Regions from separate parts of the Homo sapiens genome. Here region 1 is linked to region 2. The links are chromatin contacts, found by Hi-C or POLR2A ChIA-PET in ENCODE. All regions are on one chromosome and are shown on one strand. Each heading gives the region's core, a stretch centred on a gene start or an enhancer-like site at or near the end of the contact. The rest is flanking DNA. Distances are from core to core; before and after follow the strand shown. Region 1 overlaps FAM118A (family with sequence similarity 118 member A). Region 2 has its middle 14 kb from the start of UPK3A.

Region 1 (7,744 bases), core at 4,997-7,496, 66 kb before region 2:
GCTATCCCGGTTGTCAGTCCCACAGTGGCCGTGCACAATGTTGGCCTGGACTGAAAAGGGCCTCTGGCTCCTCCGATTTCAGTTCTTAGCAATATCAGACCTGTGTTTCTTTGGAACAGAAGTTACTAAAACAACCTAATTCCAAAGAAGCCCTTTTGATCCAGCTGTTCTCCCTAAAAACATTTTCGCTAGCGGATTCATTCTTTACTATTTAACAGTGGACCTTTAAAACGTACCTTTAAAATGCTTTCTATAGTAACATGTTTCCACATACAAATTATAAAATGTGTTTATTTTGCTGGGCGCAGTGGCTCATGCCTGTAATCCTAGCACTTTGGGAGGCCAAGGCGGGTGGATCACCTGAGGTCAAGAGTTCGAGACCATCCTGGCCAACATGGTGAAACTCCAACTCTACTAAAAATAAAAAAATTAGCTGGGCATGGTGGTGGACGCCTGTAATCCCAGCTACTCGGGAGGCTGAGGCAGGAGAATCACTTGAGCCCAGGCGGTGGTGGCTGCAGTGAGCTTGAGATCGTACCACTGCACTCTGTCCTGGGTGACAGAGTGAGACTCTGACTCAAAAAAAAAAAGTGTCTATTTCGTATTTTCTCTTTGGCAGCTACTGTTGCTTGGACAGTCTTTACTCTTCCCCTTTTATTACGAAAAATACCACCTTGACAAAAGAGAGCCTGTCAGATGGGAACGGGAACACCAGGTCCATCCCTTCCCACGGATTCTGGTCCCTGAGGTAGCTATCCATCAGTCCTTGCAAAGTCCACCTGAAATGTGTCCGCGTCACCCTCCTGCATAGTTCAACACACAGGGGAGCCCTCTCACCCAGCCTTGAGGGCCACATGCCCATGTGGCTCTCTTGGTGTATGTGACGGTTTCGCAATCAGAGATCCACGTGGAGTTCTCCATACATTCCTCTTCGTTTGGGCACTGTGGTTACAGAAGGCTAGTTTTCAAGTTGCAGGTTTTACTGTAAAGATTTCAAGACCCTCCAGCATCATCTGTTTAAATAAAAGAATGAAATGCCCAAGGGTTAAAGTCCAGCTAAAAGAAGTTATTTGCAATAGATTTCTATTTCAGAAACTGCTTTACAATTGTTCTTATGTACGGAAGACTTTGAAAACCCCTCCACAATGGAAACAGTAGCCACTGTCTGGAAATGACCTTGTGTAATTATCAGTACTATCAGGGGATCAAGCAAATGATGACATTACATTTGCAACGATCTGTGGGAATCTCAATCCATGAACATGGATGCTCTTTTATTTCTTAGTGGACTGAGGATGGGGCAATTTCAACAAACATACAGTGAGAGCCTGTTGGAGGTATGGAGAAGAATAAGCCTGTCGATTCCTCTGGGATCCCCAGGCTTGGCTTCTCTCACCCACATGCAGGACAGGCCAGGGCTTTCTGTACAACAGAGGCCAGGAGCTTCGCCCTAAGGAGACATGACTGGGTGGGGAGAGCCGGGGCTGCAGGTGCAGGTGATGGCGTCTAGGAGCACAGATCTCACAGGTATTGAAGAAAACCCCTGCCCAATGCTCCACAGCAAGGTCTACCAGGCAGTAGGCCCTACCCGCGATGTGCACACCAGTCAGAGGTAGGCCACGGGGGGACAAAATCTATGTACACACAACAGCAGCAACAGCAGAAGAAAGCCAATCTATTGAGAATAATCGCCCGGGCCTTCGTTCTTGTCAGCAGGCACTGGAGGAGCCCAGATATGCAGAAAACAAAACAATGAACGTGAAAGAAAGTAGTGGAAAAGAACCACCTACCCCGGAGGAAACAGTTCACAGAACACCAGTTTTGTGTTTTGTTTTTACTTATATGATGGTTCTACTAGCTGAACTCACAATCCAAATATTTGCAAAAAGATTTCAAACAGTTTGATCCAAAACAATATCAAAATCGAATTCTCTAAAACATGTGTGCCCCCAAGTGCATTTGAAGTTGTATAAAACTATTATTATTATTTTATCTTTTTTGAAACGGAGTCTTGCTCTGTCGCCCAGGCTGGAGTACAATGGTGTGATCTCGGCTCACTGCAACCTCCGCCTCCTGGGTTCAAGCAATTCTCCTGCCTCAGCCTCCTGAGTAGCTGGGACTACAGTAGGCGCCCGCCACCACACCCAGTTAATTTTTGTATTTTTAGTAGAGACGGGGTTTCGCCATGTTGGCCAGGCTGACCTGGCCTCAGGTGATTCACCTGCCTCAGCCTCCCAAAGTGCTGGTAATATAGGCGTGAACCACTAAGCCCAGCCAAAGTTGTATAAAACTAAATGAGAGGATGTCGAGTCTGTGACAGCTGCCCCTCACAGCTCTCCCACAAGGACTGCCACATCAGCTCACTCTCATCTTCCCTGCCCCTGGACGGCAGGACGCTAGGGCGCCCCCACCCCCTGCCACCAGCCCTCGCTTGTGCTATAATTCACTCTGCAGGTGGCCCTTTTAGAACTGCCTTATTTTACTTGACTAAATTTGCACTCACTAAGAATCTTTATAACATGGACTATTGCACATGGTCCCTGTGGTGTTGAAGGAACGTGCAGGGACATGATACTGCTCCAGCATACCCACTGAAGGATTTAAATGTTAAATGAAGAGGTAACTGATAAGCTGGATGCTTCGTAGCTCTCAGAAATTTTGGGTGGACTGCTATATAGGTATTTAAGAGTGTTTTACTTTGGCTTACTTATATAAAGTACTAAATATAAACTCCTATTATATGAAAATCCTCTCTCAATGTTTTCAGGAATGTAGTAGAGTCAGATAACCAGGTTGACTTCTGTCTCCAGAGTTCTCGCAGACTTACAACAGCAGATGCTCTGAGAAAAGGTAACTAAGAAAACAAGAGCTTGGCCGGGCGCAGTGGCTCACGCCTATAATCCCAGCAGTTTGGGAAGCCAAAGTGGGTGGATCACAAGGTCAGGAGTTTGAGACCAGCCTGGCCAACATAGTGAAACCCCATCTCTACTAAAAGTACAAAATTAGTCGGGCATGGTGGTGTGCGACTGTAGTCCCAGCTGCTCAGGAGGCTGAGGCAGGAAAACAGCTTGAATCCAAGAAGCGGAGGTTGTGGTGAGCCGAGATCGCGCCACTGCACTCCAGCCTGGGCAACAGAGCAAGACTCTGTCTCAAAAAATAAAAAAAAAGACATCAGAGAAAACTTAAAAGACGGTGGAAATCAATCCAGGCAATCCCAACTAGTATGACTTCCAGAAAGGGAGAACAGAGAAGATGGAAAGAAGAAATAAAGAGAATCACAGACCATTCCAGAACTGGAGAAATGGAAGAGGAAAAAGAACATGTGAGTAAGGCAGGTAAAAAAGTTTTCCACCTAAATACATCCTCATTGAATTTCTAATCAAGGGAAAAGAGGATCCTAAAAACTCCCAGGAAAAAAAGCAACGGGTACCTTCAAATCACTGGGAACAGGTTCCCATCAGACCCTCTTCATAGGAAACCTGGTCTTCAGACAGTGGAGTCCGGGGGAATCACAACGGAGAATCCCATGCCAAAACTCCCGCGAGCATGAGGATGGCACAGACACCTGCAGACACATGGCCCTCAGGAGGCGACCCCACACTGGGGTCTGCAGAAGCGGCCTCAGGAGGTACTAGCAGGATGGATGGGGGGCCAGAGCAAGGGAGACCTAGGCCTCCATCTCAGAGAGAAGGAGGGGAGCTCAGGAGGTAGCAGTCCCCAGCGGAGCCGACCAGGAGAAGGTGTCCTGGGAGATGTGGGGTGGCAGGATGAAGAGAATGCATACTTTTTTTAAAAAAAAATTTCTTATTCAGTTCTGAAAGCTGAGGGAGTGCATACATTTAAGAATATTGGGAAACGTTAGTTTTTGGAACACAAAGGGGAAAGAAGAACCTAAAAACTCCTCAAAAAGTAAGAAGTAACACAAATGTCTTCAAGCCCCAATATTAAACAATAAAAAATGGGAGAATGGAATATAAGAACAAGCCACATTTGACCCTGACATTGAGGACACATCCGCAGCTGGCACAGGCGGCGTGGCACTGGGCCCACAGACACAACACACATGCTGGCTAAGCAGGAAAGAACACTGACGCTGTTTTCATCACGGAAATGCTTTTGTTTGCCAACTTTTACAATCAACCTACAGACAGACTGGGGGTCTCGTTTCCTTTCTGTCCTGTCACCACGGAGACCGACAAAACGGGGAAGCCAGCGGGCTAGGGGGTGGGATACGCATGTGGGGGCCCATCCAGCCCAGGCTTCGTGTGGGGAAGTCTGGCTTAAGTATGTTATTTAAAGAATGAGAAATAACACACAGCACTACGCAAACCTGGGAGGAGGAGGAGGGGAGGAGAGGGAGGGACCGGCACGAACAAGCGAGATCGCCCTTCATAGCGTCAACAGAGAGGCCTATTCAAATACACTGTTTAGATAAATAGTTCAATCACTTAAATAAATCTTAGTCTGTAACAGAGGCAACAAAGCTCAAATGAGTTAAAGTGCTTTTCTCCAGAGACTCAGGTGACATGCATCAGGCTAGTGGTCACCCTTGGGGGCTGGAGGAGGCTGGACAGTGACAAGGGGTGTCCTGGCAATGCTGCTTCCTCAACTGCGTGTGATTAGATGGGAGCGTTCACTTCGCAAAAATGCGGAGCTGACCTTATGTAACTTGTGCACTTTTTATTCATCTTTTTAACTTTTCTTTTTGGAGAGAGCACCTTCTGCCCGCTGCACCTTCTTAGTGTATGTTTTCTCCGTAACATTTTTCTAAAGAGGTACCAGTAGCTCTGGGCAGTTGGAATCGGGTTGGGGTGAGAGGTCAGGGTCTCTGCTAAGTAAGCCTCCTGTGCTCTCTGGCCCTGACAGAACGTATGCACCGTCCTCCCACCATAGGGCGCGGGGCATTAAAGCGCAGCACGGTCCCTGAAGATGCCTGCCAACAAGAGAGACCCGAGGCAGCTCCCCACAAAAAGAACAGACACAATACCAGTATCTGATTGTGTGCGTTTTTTTGAAACTTCAATTCCATTCTCTTCTAACTTCCTCTTTGCACAGTCCTGGCATGCATTACCTAAAAGAGAAGAATTTATTAAGAAGCTTGTTTATTCAGAATCCACTCGCCAAGGCACAGTTCATAATGTGACCTTACTGAAGCACTGGCCAAGCAGACCCTGCCATCCACTAGAGATGACATCAACCACGCTACGGCTTCTCTCCAAAGAGAGCCATGCTTCCAGGAGTCGCATTTCAGTGAGAAAGCAAGTGTAATGAAGATGTCCTTTCGCATGGGAATAGGTGGCAACGGGGAGCCGACTGCGGCGGTTTCATACTTCCTGCACCACTAACATGGATGTGAGGCGAGCAGCTCCCACATCGATGCGCGTTTTCCCATCTGTGAACGCGCTGGGCCAAACAGCCAGGGAAAACAGGGCTGCGCACAGAGGCCTCCGCGCCACTCACCAGAGTCCCTTTTACCCAAATGATTCGGCAAGGGGAGGCACCTGGTGCCCAGCGCACACACAGGAGGACGCTCATGGCCACCGAGTCTCATTAAATTTATAAACAGGCAGAATTGAGCCCAGCAAGAAGAGCGTTCACATTTCAAAACAAGTATTAAATAGGAAGCTTCTGTGTGCAAGCTCAGACCCGTGCAACGAACATTTCGGAAGAGCTGGGTCATTCTAAGGCACTGCATCTGGCACCACATGGTATCACACAAATAGAACCTGTTCCAAGTCCCGTCACTCTTGGTTCTAGGGCAAGAAATTATTCTCAGGTGCCAGCTGGCTCACGTGTGATTCGGCTGTGCTTCCTCGTCAAAGGGATGGCTTTTAGTCTCTTGGTGTGGCAGGGACCATGCTAAGGCATGGCTATTTATCATCTTCAGTGGGGCTGTTTTAATACAAGCTAATTATTTAAGGTGAAAAACAAACGTTTATGATTTTACAGTTAGTGACAGAAGACAATGGAATGTGTAGGCAAAAAACAGGCTGGCAAGAAGAAAGATCTGCTTTACCCAATAATGTGGTGCTGTCCACGCGATCAGCATCTGAAGGAGAAAGAAAAGCAGTCAGTGGAGCCGAGACACCAAGAGCTCGTCCTCCTCGGCCACCCTGAGGCAGTGACTGGGAACGGCAGGGACTGGGAACAGGCTTCTGGGCAGGTCAGCCCGCGCGGGCTGCGGACTCCTGCGCTGCTCGCTGCCCTCACCTCTACCTCCCAGGCTTGGTGCGAGGACTCGCTGAAGGAGCCAGCTGGCAAAGGCAGCATGGTGTGGTGTCCGCGATCACTAGCATGACTGTCACTGTCATGGGCCTCCTCTCCCATCAGGAGTGGCACTCCATGAATTCGAGTACAAATGTCCTTCATGACACAGTCACAGATTAAAACTCCCAATGACCTTGCAGTCTTCTGGCAGCCTGTCGAATCCACTTGCCTGCCCCAACCTGGAAAGGGAGGCTCAGTGGGACAGAAAGCTGCTCAGCCCCACTCTAGGAGCCCGAGCACATGCAGGGTTACTCTGGGTCCTGTTCTTCCAGGGAGTGTGGGGGTGGAATGAGAAGCGGCGGACGGGGGCAGAGATGAGAAAAGCCCGCTGCCTCTCTGCAGAGCCACACATGTGGGCCGGTGCCAGGATGCACCAAATGGTGTATTTTGCTCTGCAGTCAGGCCAGGATCCCAATCCCAGCTTCAAAATGTCTGGGCACGTTATGTGCCTGTGCCAGCTCAGCTCATCTCGTCTATGAAATCATCTACTTACTAGCACTGCATGCTGCCATGAAAAACCAAGTCAGGTGAGAATATGGAACTCCGAGCAGAGGGTGACACATGGCAAGCAGGAGCTCTTTTCTTCTGCCCTTAATAAGAAGCTGTTGCCCTAATCATACTTTTATTTATGGAAATGGAACTTACATTGGTCCATTTTGCTAATTATTAGCAATTCTGAAAAGAAATGATAGTGGTTAAAAAAACAACAAAAACTTTAGCGATTGGATTATCTGTGCATTCTCTGGTCTCCAAGTTCACAGCTGGTCACATATACCTGCCTCTGTGGCTAACCTCGTTCTAGTGTGTGGTGAGTGTGCCTGGGTTTCCTGTTACAATTAAACGAGCCAGCACAGGCCTTTCCAAGCTTGCCATCATCAATGTTTTATGATGCCAAACTCGCAGCTATTAATTCCCTTATATCAAGATGACCAAGTTTAAGAATTTCTCACTTACCCTGGTCATTCCTGATAGATGAGCAATTTCTCAAAAGTGCCAAGGAGCACTACTTAAAAGAGGTGTTGCATTCAGAACAGGGAAAATACATTACGTGAAAAAAGAAGTAAAGTGTTCATGAAATCATTTTGTGCTTGTGAAGTTGTAACTTTTCAACTGCAGTAATAGGACACAGATATGAGATATCTGCGTCTTTCAAGTGTTAAGTATCACAACTGATAAAGCTAGCCTGGTAGTTTTCCTTCTTGGTTAAGGAAACCTGAAACAGGAATAAATGTGTCCAGCTATACATGTGTGCACAGCTGTAAACTTCAAAGTTACTGTATTTTTTATTTTTAGAGACAGGGTCTTCCTCCGACGTCCAGACTGGAATAAGTGGCCTGATCACAGCTTACTGCAGTCTCTAACTCCTGGGCTCAAGCAATCCCCCCACCTGAGCCTCCAGAGTAGCTGGTATCACAGATGTCCACCACCAAACCCAGCTCTTTTTTTTTTTTTTTTTTGGAAACAGAGTCTTGCTCTG
Region 2 (7,104 bases), core at 3,612-6,111:
AGGTAAAGGAGGGAGCAGCATGGCGTGGTGCAGGCTGGCACCGGTGCGGGCCGGAGGAAAGTTCTCGTGGTGGATGTATTTTGAAGGTTGGGCCCACAGGACTTTGCTGATGGACTGGAGGTGGGGTGAGAGTGAGGGAGGAGTCAAGGGGGACCCTAGTTCTAGCCTGAGGAGCCAAAAGGATGGAGTTGGGGAGCTCCCAACTGAGATGAGATGGGGAAGAGCAGATTTGGAGGGGAGAAGGGATTAAGACTCCTTTCTACAGCTGAGGGTCTGGAGCCCAGAGAGGGGAAGTGGCTCGGCCAAGGCTAACAGCTGCTCAGTGAGGCAGTCAGATCTCTGTGTTCTTCTCCTCCTGGCAGCGTCTACGTTGGGATCCATGAGGCTGACTTCCTGATGAGGGTCCCATCCCTGGCTTCGGAGGCAGCTTCTCCCACTAAGAAGTGGCGGAAGGTGGCGGGCTGGATTTGCAACCTGATTTTAGCAAACATCCCCCAGGCCCACCGACTGCCCGGTCCATGCTAAGCACAGGGGCCTGAGGACAATGGGACCCATGGGGCCCAGGAGAAGTCCTGTGTCAAGTCCAAAGGGCGGTGAGGTGCGATAGCAGGGGTGGGGTGTCCTCTCAGTCAGCAGCAGTAAACTGGTTTGTCTGTCTCTGGAATGAAGCTCAGATCAAACATTAATTTCTCCTTATCTGGGAGATCTGGAAGCCAGCGGGGATGAGGGCCTTTCCTGTCCCCTGAACAGAGTCTGTTGGCTCAGAATTTCTCTCTCTCCACCATGCGGACCACTGACCCCTCACCCTGAGCCAGTCCTGGGTCGGGGGTTCAGAGCCAGGAGGACTCGTGCAGGCCCCGGGTGGAAGCAGGAGCACCTCACAGCTCCCAAACAGTGCCCCTTCAACCCTGTAGCAACTCGAGGAGACTGTCCATGCCACCCCCGCTTTACAGAGGAGAAAAATGGGGTTACAACGCTGCAGTGATTTTTCCCTGAGTCTCCTGCCAGATCTCTGGATACACTTTTTTTTTTTTTTTTTTTTGAGATGGAGTCTCGCTTTGTTGCCCAGCCTAGAGTGCAGTGGTGCGATCTCGGCTCACTGCAGCTCTGCCTCCCGGGTTCACGCCATTCTCCTGCCTCAGCCTTCCAAGTAGCTGGGACTACAGGTGCCCGCCACCACGCCCGGCTAATTTTTTTGTATTTTTTAGTAGAGACGGGGTTTCACCATGTTTGCCAGGATGGTCTCGATCTCTTGACCTCGTGATCTGCCTGCCTTGGCCTCCTAAAGTGCTGGGATTACAGGCGTGAGCCACGGCACCCAGCCCAGATACATTCTTTTAGAAGAGAAGGGGTCTCACTATGTTGCGCTGGCTGGTGTCGAACTCCTGAGCTCAAGTGACCCTCCCACCTGGGCCTCCTGAAGTGCTGGGATTACAGGCGTGAGCCACTGGACCCAGACAAAAACTGAATGGATGCTGTGATCCCGAGTCCCGTTTCAGGAGTTCTTGTGGATGGAGGGTTGGGGTGGGCACTCCTAGGCCCCAGTGATAGCTGGACACTAGGAGCCTGGACTCTGGGCCTTGGTGTATTTTTACCGTTGCCCACCCCCATCCTGCGTGGTCCATCCCAGGCAGTGCCTGACCAGCGGCAGGGGCCTCTATGTGAGTCAGATCCACCCCCAAGTGGTTTTGGTGAAGAGACCAAGGCTCAGAGGGAAGCTCAGAGTCCAGCCACCAGCACGGCCCCAGCAGGGCTGGCCTATTTTACTTTATTTTTTTAGAGGCAGGGTCTTGCTCTGTCACCCAGGCTGGGGTGCAGTGGCCCAAACATAGCTCACTCCAGCCTCGACCTCCTGGGCTCAAGTAATCCTCCCGCCTCAGTCTCCTGCGTAGCTGGGACTACGGGCGCATACCATGGGGTCTTGCTTTATTGCCCATGCTGGTCTCGAACTCCTAGCTTCAAACAAGCTTCCCACCTTGGCCTCCCAGAGTTTTGGGATTATAAGCCTGAGCCACCATGTCTGTACACGACTGGCTTTAAAATCGTATTTTTGCCCCATTTCTGCCCCAGCTTCCCCATCTACAAAACAGGCGTGCTTATTTACACAAATGTGTATCAAACCACAATCCTCTCTGCTGCCTCTCCCAGCTCAGACACAGACCACTCCTGACTCGGTCATTTCTGACGTTGTCCTTTGGCTGCTAGTTCCTATTTTTGGAACATTCTGCCAGAAACCCGAGCTCCAGAACTAGTTCCATGTCCCTGTCCCCACTCAACCCTTAACAGCCGCCAGGCTTTAAGTCCTAACAAACTTGCTCACATGGGCTGTGAATGCCTCCAGCTGTCCCGGGCGGTTTCCTGGGGAGGCTGGGAGGCATGAAGGTTAAGCCTAAAGGACTCGCCTCTGGGGTCTTGGGTAGGGCGCTTTGCCTCTCTGCACCGTATCCACATTCGAAAATGATAACCATCGCTTCTCGGCCTTTTGGCTAAGACCAAATGAAAATGGTAACAGTCTCTCCCTTGTGAATCAGCTCTTAGGATTAAATAATGCACACAACAATACCCAATTGTGAAGATTAAATGGGGCGGTGCACATCACAAGTGCTTGGTGACTGAATGCTGGGCCTTTGCTTGTTTAGTGGGACCTTGCTTCAGACAACCTGCACTGATGGATGAAGCACACCAAGGGGTGGGGCAGAGGGTGCCTTTTGGGAAGAAGCTGATCTCTCACTGCCCCTCAAATCAGTCTGTGTGGCCAAGCCTCTCCTTTCTCTAGAACTGCACTGTCTCACACTATAGCCGCTAGACACACATGCCTGTTTAACATTAATTAAAATTAAATTTCAAAATTCAGTTTTTGGCTGGGTTTGGTGGCTCATGCCTGTAATCCCAGCACTTTGGGAGGTTGAGGTGGGAGGATTACTTAAGCTCAGTAGTTCAAGACCAGCCTGGGCAACATAGTAAGACCCCTTCTCTACTAAAAATTCAAAAAAAATTAGCTGGGCATGGTGGCACACACCTGTAATCCCAGCTACTTGGGAGGCTGAGGCAGGAGAATTGCTTGAACCCAGGAAGCAGAGGTTGTGGTGAGCTGAGATTGCACCACTGCAGTCCAGTCTGGGTGACACAGTCAGACTCTGTCTCAAAAAAAAAAAAAAAAAAGAGAGAGAGTGAGAGCGCAAGCTCTCCCTAATGAAGGCACTAATCCCCTCATTATGCCCCCCCCCTCGTGACCTCATTGAACCTTAACTACCTCCTTATAGGTTCTATCTCCAAATACAGGTGCTTGGGGCTTCAGTGGACAGATTTAAGGCAGACACAAACATCCAGAGGTTGGGCACGGAGTGGGCAGTGCAGAGGAGGATGCCGGGGCTCAGAGCAGTCAGGTAGTAGGGTCCCCATGACTGGCAGGCAGGTGAGCCAGAATTTGAATCTGAGGCTATTGGAAGCCGATGCCCCCATCCTTAGCCACTGTGTGACACTGCCTCTGGCATATGCATTCATTCATTCATTCATTCATTCATTCACTCATTCACTCAGCCGACACGCGGAGCTCCTGCTTCCTCAAGTCAGGACCTTGACTCCCACCCCAGAATGAAGAGTTCTCACCCAGGAGAGGAGGGCAGCCATGTTCTCCCTTGCCCCCAACAATTCAGCCCTCTCCTCCCTCCAGGAGTTCCGGGTCAGGAGGATGGGGGGGAGGACAAACACAGGTGCATCCCCACCTCAGGGTTACATGAGAGGAGTGTGAGAAAAGAGGGTCTCAGGGACTTCACGCAGTGCTGTCCTGGGGCCAGGCAAGCTTCGCTCCTTTCTCTCCCGCTTCCTTGAGCACATGACAGTGACCCTGAAGGCCTAATAGCACTGCTCACTACTAACCCCTACTGAGCACTTCCTCTGTGGTCCACTCCCTCCTGAGTGCACCACAGGCAGTTTCCCGAATCGTCCTGAGAATCCCAGGGGTGGCTCTGACATCACCATCACACTTTACACATGAAGAAATTGAGGCACAGAGAGGCTGAGTAGTTTACCTAAGGTCACACATCCATGGAGCGTGGAGCTGGAATTTAAACCCAGGCAGTCCGCTTCCCTCTGTGCCTGAACCAGTCACCTGGTGCATGTGTGAGCCTGATGCCAGCACGGGACCCCGGGGAATGAAAGGCTGAGTATTTGCAAGACTTTCTGAAACCACTAAGTCTGCAAGGTTGCAAATGAGTGAGAGATTACTACAGGGATAACTGGAATCTTCTCTATTATTCGTAAGAAAATAGTTTTCAAATATCTTTAAGTACTTTATTATTGCTCACAATATGAAGACAAGTCTCACAAACGATCCCCCACCCCAACTGAACAAGGGAACAGGGAGAGACTGTGAAAAGCGGGGAGGGTGTTAGATGCAAAGGCTGGGCTGCAAGCTGGCCTACTAAGGATCACCTTCAGAGCCCGAGGTTCTGCAGGAGGAAGATTCAGCCCTCAGAAGTTATAGATGGGGGCTGACAGGCTGGGGCAGGAGCCAGGGAGCCCAGTTACTTACTGAGCGTCTGTGGTCCCAGGCTCTAAGCAAAGGTGGGTGGAGGGACAGGACTTCCACCATCGATCATCTGAGTAAGCTGCCTGGGGCTCCCGGCTCCCAGATTTATTCACCTGAAACCCACTCACCACGTGCTAGGATCGTGGGTGACCCAGCCCCATCCCGGCCGGGGGACTCACTGTCCACTGTCCCAGGAGAAGAATACAGAGTGACAGTGTGGCCAGGGGACCTGTAGGAGCCCAAGGGAGGTGCCTGGTTCAGCCTGAGGCTCGGGAAGGCTTGCTGGAGGCGGTGGTGCCTCGACTAGATCTTGAACGGGGAAGGTATTCCGCGTGTTCCCGGTGGAAGGAACAGTATGCACTACGCCGGGAGGTGAGAAGTGCAGGGGGTCGGGTTTGGGTGCAGCCGGGACCGCAAGGGTGGGCCGGGGCCGGGAGAGCAGGGTCCTGGCTGTGGAGCGCGGCTTCGCCGCCCGGGGCCTGCCCCCGCCCCCGCCCCCGCCCCCGCCCCCGCCCCCGCCTCCGCCTCCGCCTACCCAGGCTCCGCCCCCACCTCCTCTCAGCCCCGCCCCGCTGGCGCGTGGAGCCTCGCGTTGGTGTCGGGCGCCCCCTGGCGGCGCAACGCGGGCGGTTCGGCCGGGGAGGGGGCGGTGCCGCGCCCACAGCAAGGCTGACTCCCCCAATTTCTATTAGCATCAGAAGAATGCCCTCTCAGGGGGAAGCAATTGTTTTCGCGTATAATTTCGACACATTTGCCATTATGGCAGCGCAGTCGCGAGATGCTTTTGCTTTATTACTTTTTTTTATAATGGAGGGAGGGTCCCGCCCAGTGTCTAGGGTTCAGGGCCCGCGGCCTCCACGATCCGGGTACGACCACAGGCGGGTGCCCACCCAACTCCATCCTGGCCTTCTTCGCCTCACTTCCAGGGGCTGCAGGGGACACCGAGCTCCTTTTCCTCTCAAAGGTGCAACAAAAACCCAGCGAGCACTGCTGCGTGCCCGGCGCTGCTAGGGACATCAGGAGAGGGCAGAAGCCTGTGCTCCCGGAGTCGCCTTTCAGCAGGGACGCGGTCAGCAAACCCACGGCGCTCTCCTGTGCTGGGAGAGACGAGGGCAGGAGATGGGGCGGGCGAGGGGCGGGAGGAATGGGGGCGGGCGAGGGGGATGGGGGCGGGTGAGGAGTGACGGGGGTGGGGGCGGGTGAGAGGTGAGGGGGGTGGGGGCGGGCCAGGGAGATAGGGGAGGGTGAGGGGTGAGGGAAGCGGGTGAGGGGAGTGGGGCGGGTGACGGGGATGGGGGCGAGTGAGGGGTGAGCGGGTGGAGGCGGGGCTTGCGTCGGTGGCCTCACCAGAAGGGACTGTGCGGGGACCTGGAGGAGGGGACAGAGGGAGGTTGGGGAGACTGGGAAGATCTTCCAGGCAGAGGGAACCTCACCGGCGGCTGTCAGGAGGAGGGAGGGGAGAGGGCTGGGTGATGAGGTCAGCAAGGGGCAGGGGGTGGAGGATGGGGGGCGACGGGGCGGGGCCTGGCAGCCCAGGACGGTTTTGGAGCTCGGGGAAGGTCTGAGCGGAGGGGCAGGGGCAGCGGTTGGAAGGCTGCAGGCTGGCGGGGAGGGAGAGGGGGACAGGAAGCCCAGCAGTGGCGGGGCATGCATCCTCTCCCTTCCACCCCCTCTTTCGGACCCCCTCTCTCCTAGGCTCCCCCACTCAGCTCCCACAGATCCTCTTGCCCCAGGTCCTTCCTCTGTGTGCGGCAGAGGGAAGGACCATGCGTGGACATGGGCGGGAGGATCATTTGAGCCCAGGAGTTCAAGACCAGCCTGGGCAACATAGTGAGACCTCATCTCCACAAAAATAAAAGATTAGCTGGGTGTGGTGGCGCGTGCCTGTAATCCCAGCTACTCGGGAGGCTGAGGCAGGAAGATTGCTTGAGCCCAGGAGTTCAAGGCTACAGTGAGCTATGATAGTGCCCCTGAACTCCAGCCTGGGTGGCAAAGCAAGACCCTGTCTCAAAATAAAATAATAAAATAAAATAAATCACACATATTTGAAGTATACAATTTGATGAGTTTTGAATATAGATGTATATTCTGTGACTCCATCACCACAGTAAGATAATGACCATTTCCGTCACTCCCAAAAGTGTGCCCCTGGCGGGGCCCGGTGGCTCACGCCTGTAATCCCAGCACTTTGGGAGGCTGAGGCAGATGGATCACCTGAGGTCAGGAGTTTGAAACCGGCCTGACCAAACATGGCGAAAACCCGTCTCTACTAAAAATACAAAAATTAGCTGGTGTGGTGGCAGGTGCCTGTAATCCCAGCTACTTCGGAGACTGAGGCAGGAAAATCGCTTGAACGCCGGACGCAGAGGTTGCAGTGAGCCGAGATCGCACCACTGCACTCCAGCCTGTGTGACAGAGTGAGACTCCGTCTCAAAAAAAAAAAAAAAGAAAAGAAAAGAAAAAGAAAAAGTATGTCCTTGTCCCTTTGTAATCCATTCCCTCTTCATCCCCCCTCCCCTCTCCTCCACCCCACCCCCATCCCACCCCCAAGCAACCACTGGTCTGCTTCTGTC

What was found. Hi-C counts contacts between places; a loop is a spot of excess contacts on that map. ChIA-PET counts read pairs that join two places held with the same protein, here RNA polymerase II (POLR2A). Pooled maps may share reads with other maps.
Region 1: a loop to region 2 is called in a map of astrocyte of the cerebellum, with 8 times the contacts of the local background. The contact joins two enhancer-like sites. A Hi-C loop is called at or near these places in 15 of 168 maps with a recorded cell type or tissue (CD8-positive, alpha-beta T cell, Right ventricle myocardium superior, ascending aorta and 10 more) and 18 of 50 pooled maps. POLR2A ChIA-PET finds 5 or more read pairs at or near these places in 3 of 52 experiments (IMR-90, activated T-cell and naive thymus-derived CD4-positive, alpha-beta T cell).

What each region holds. Positions count from the first base shown.
Region 1 is chr22:45,333,655-45,341,398 of GRCh38, reverse strand. FAM118A (family with sequence similarity 118 member A) reads right to left here. Exons shown (of 9, transcript NM_017911.4): 7 at 6,017-6,049; 8 at 4,988-5,071; 9 at 1-1,013. The coding sequence ends at 994. Among named protein-coding and RNA genes, the nearest start is that of FAM118A, 28 kb to the right of the region's middle. Within about 2 kb of position 6,246, at least 13 of the 41 ENCODE cell types and tissues checked have a DNase peak (open chromatin) inside an H3K27ac peak, as active enhancers do.
Region 2 is chr22:45,267,214-45,274,317 of GRCh38, reverse strand. No RefSeq gene overlaps it. Among named protein-coding and RNA genes, the nearest start is that of UPK3A, 14 kb to the left of the region's middle. RefSeq lists an enhancer at 4,173-4,824 and a silencer at 5,015-5,244. Within about 2 kb of position 4,861, at least 9 of the 41 ENCODE cell types and tissues checked have a DNase peak (open chromatin) inside an H3K27ac peak, as active enhancers do.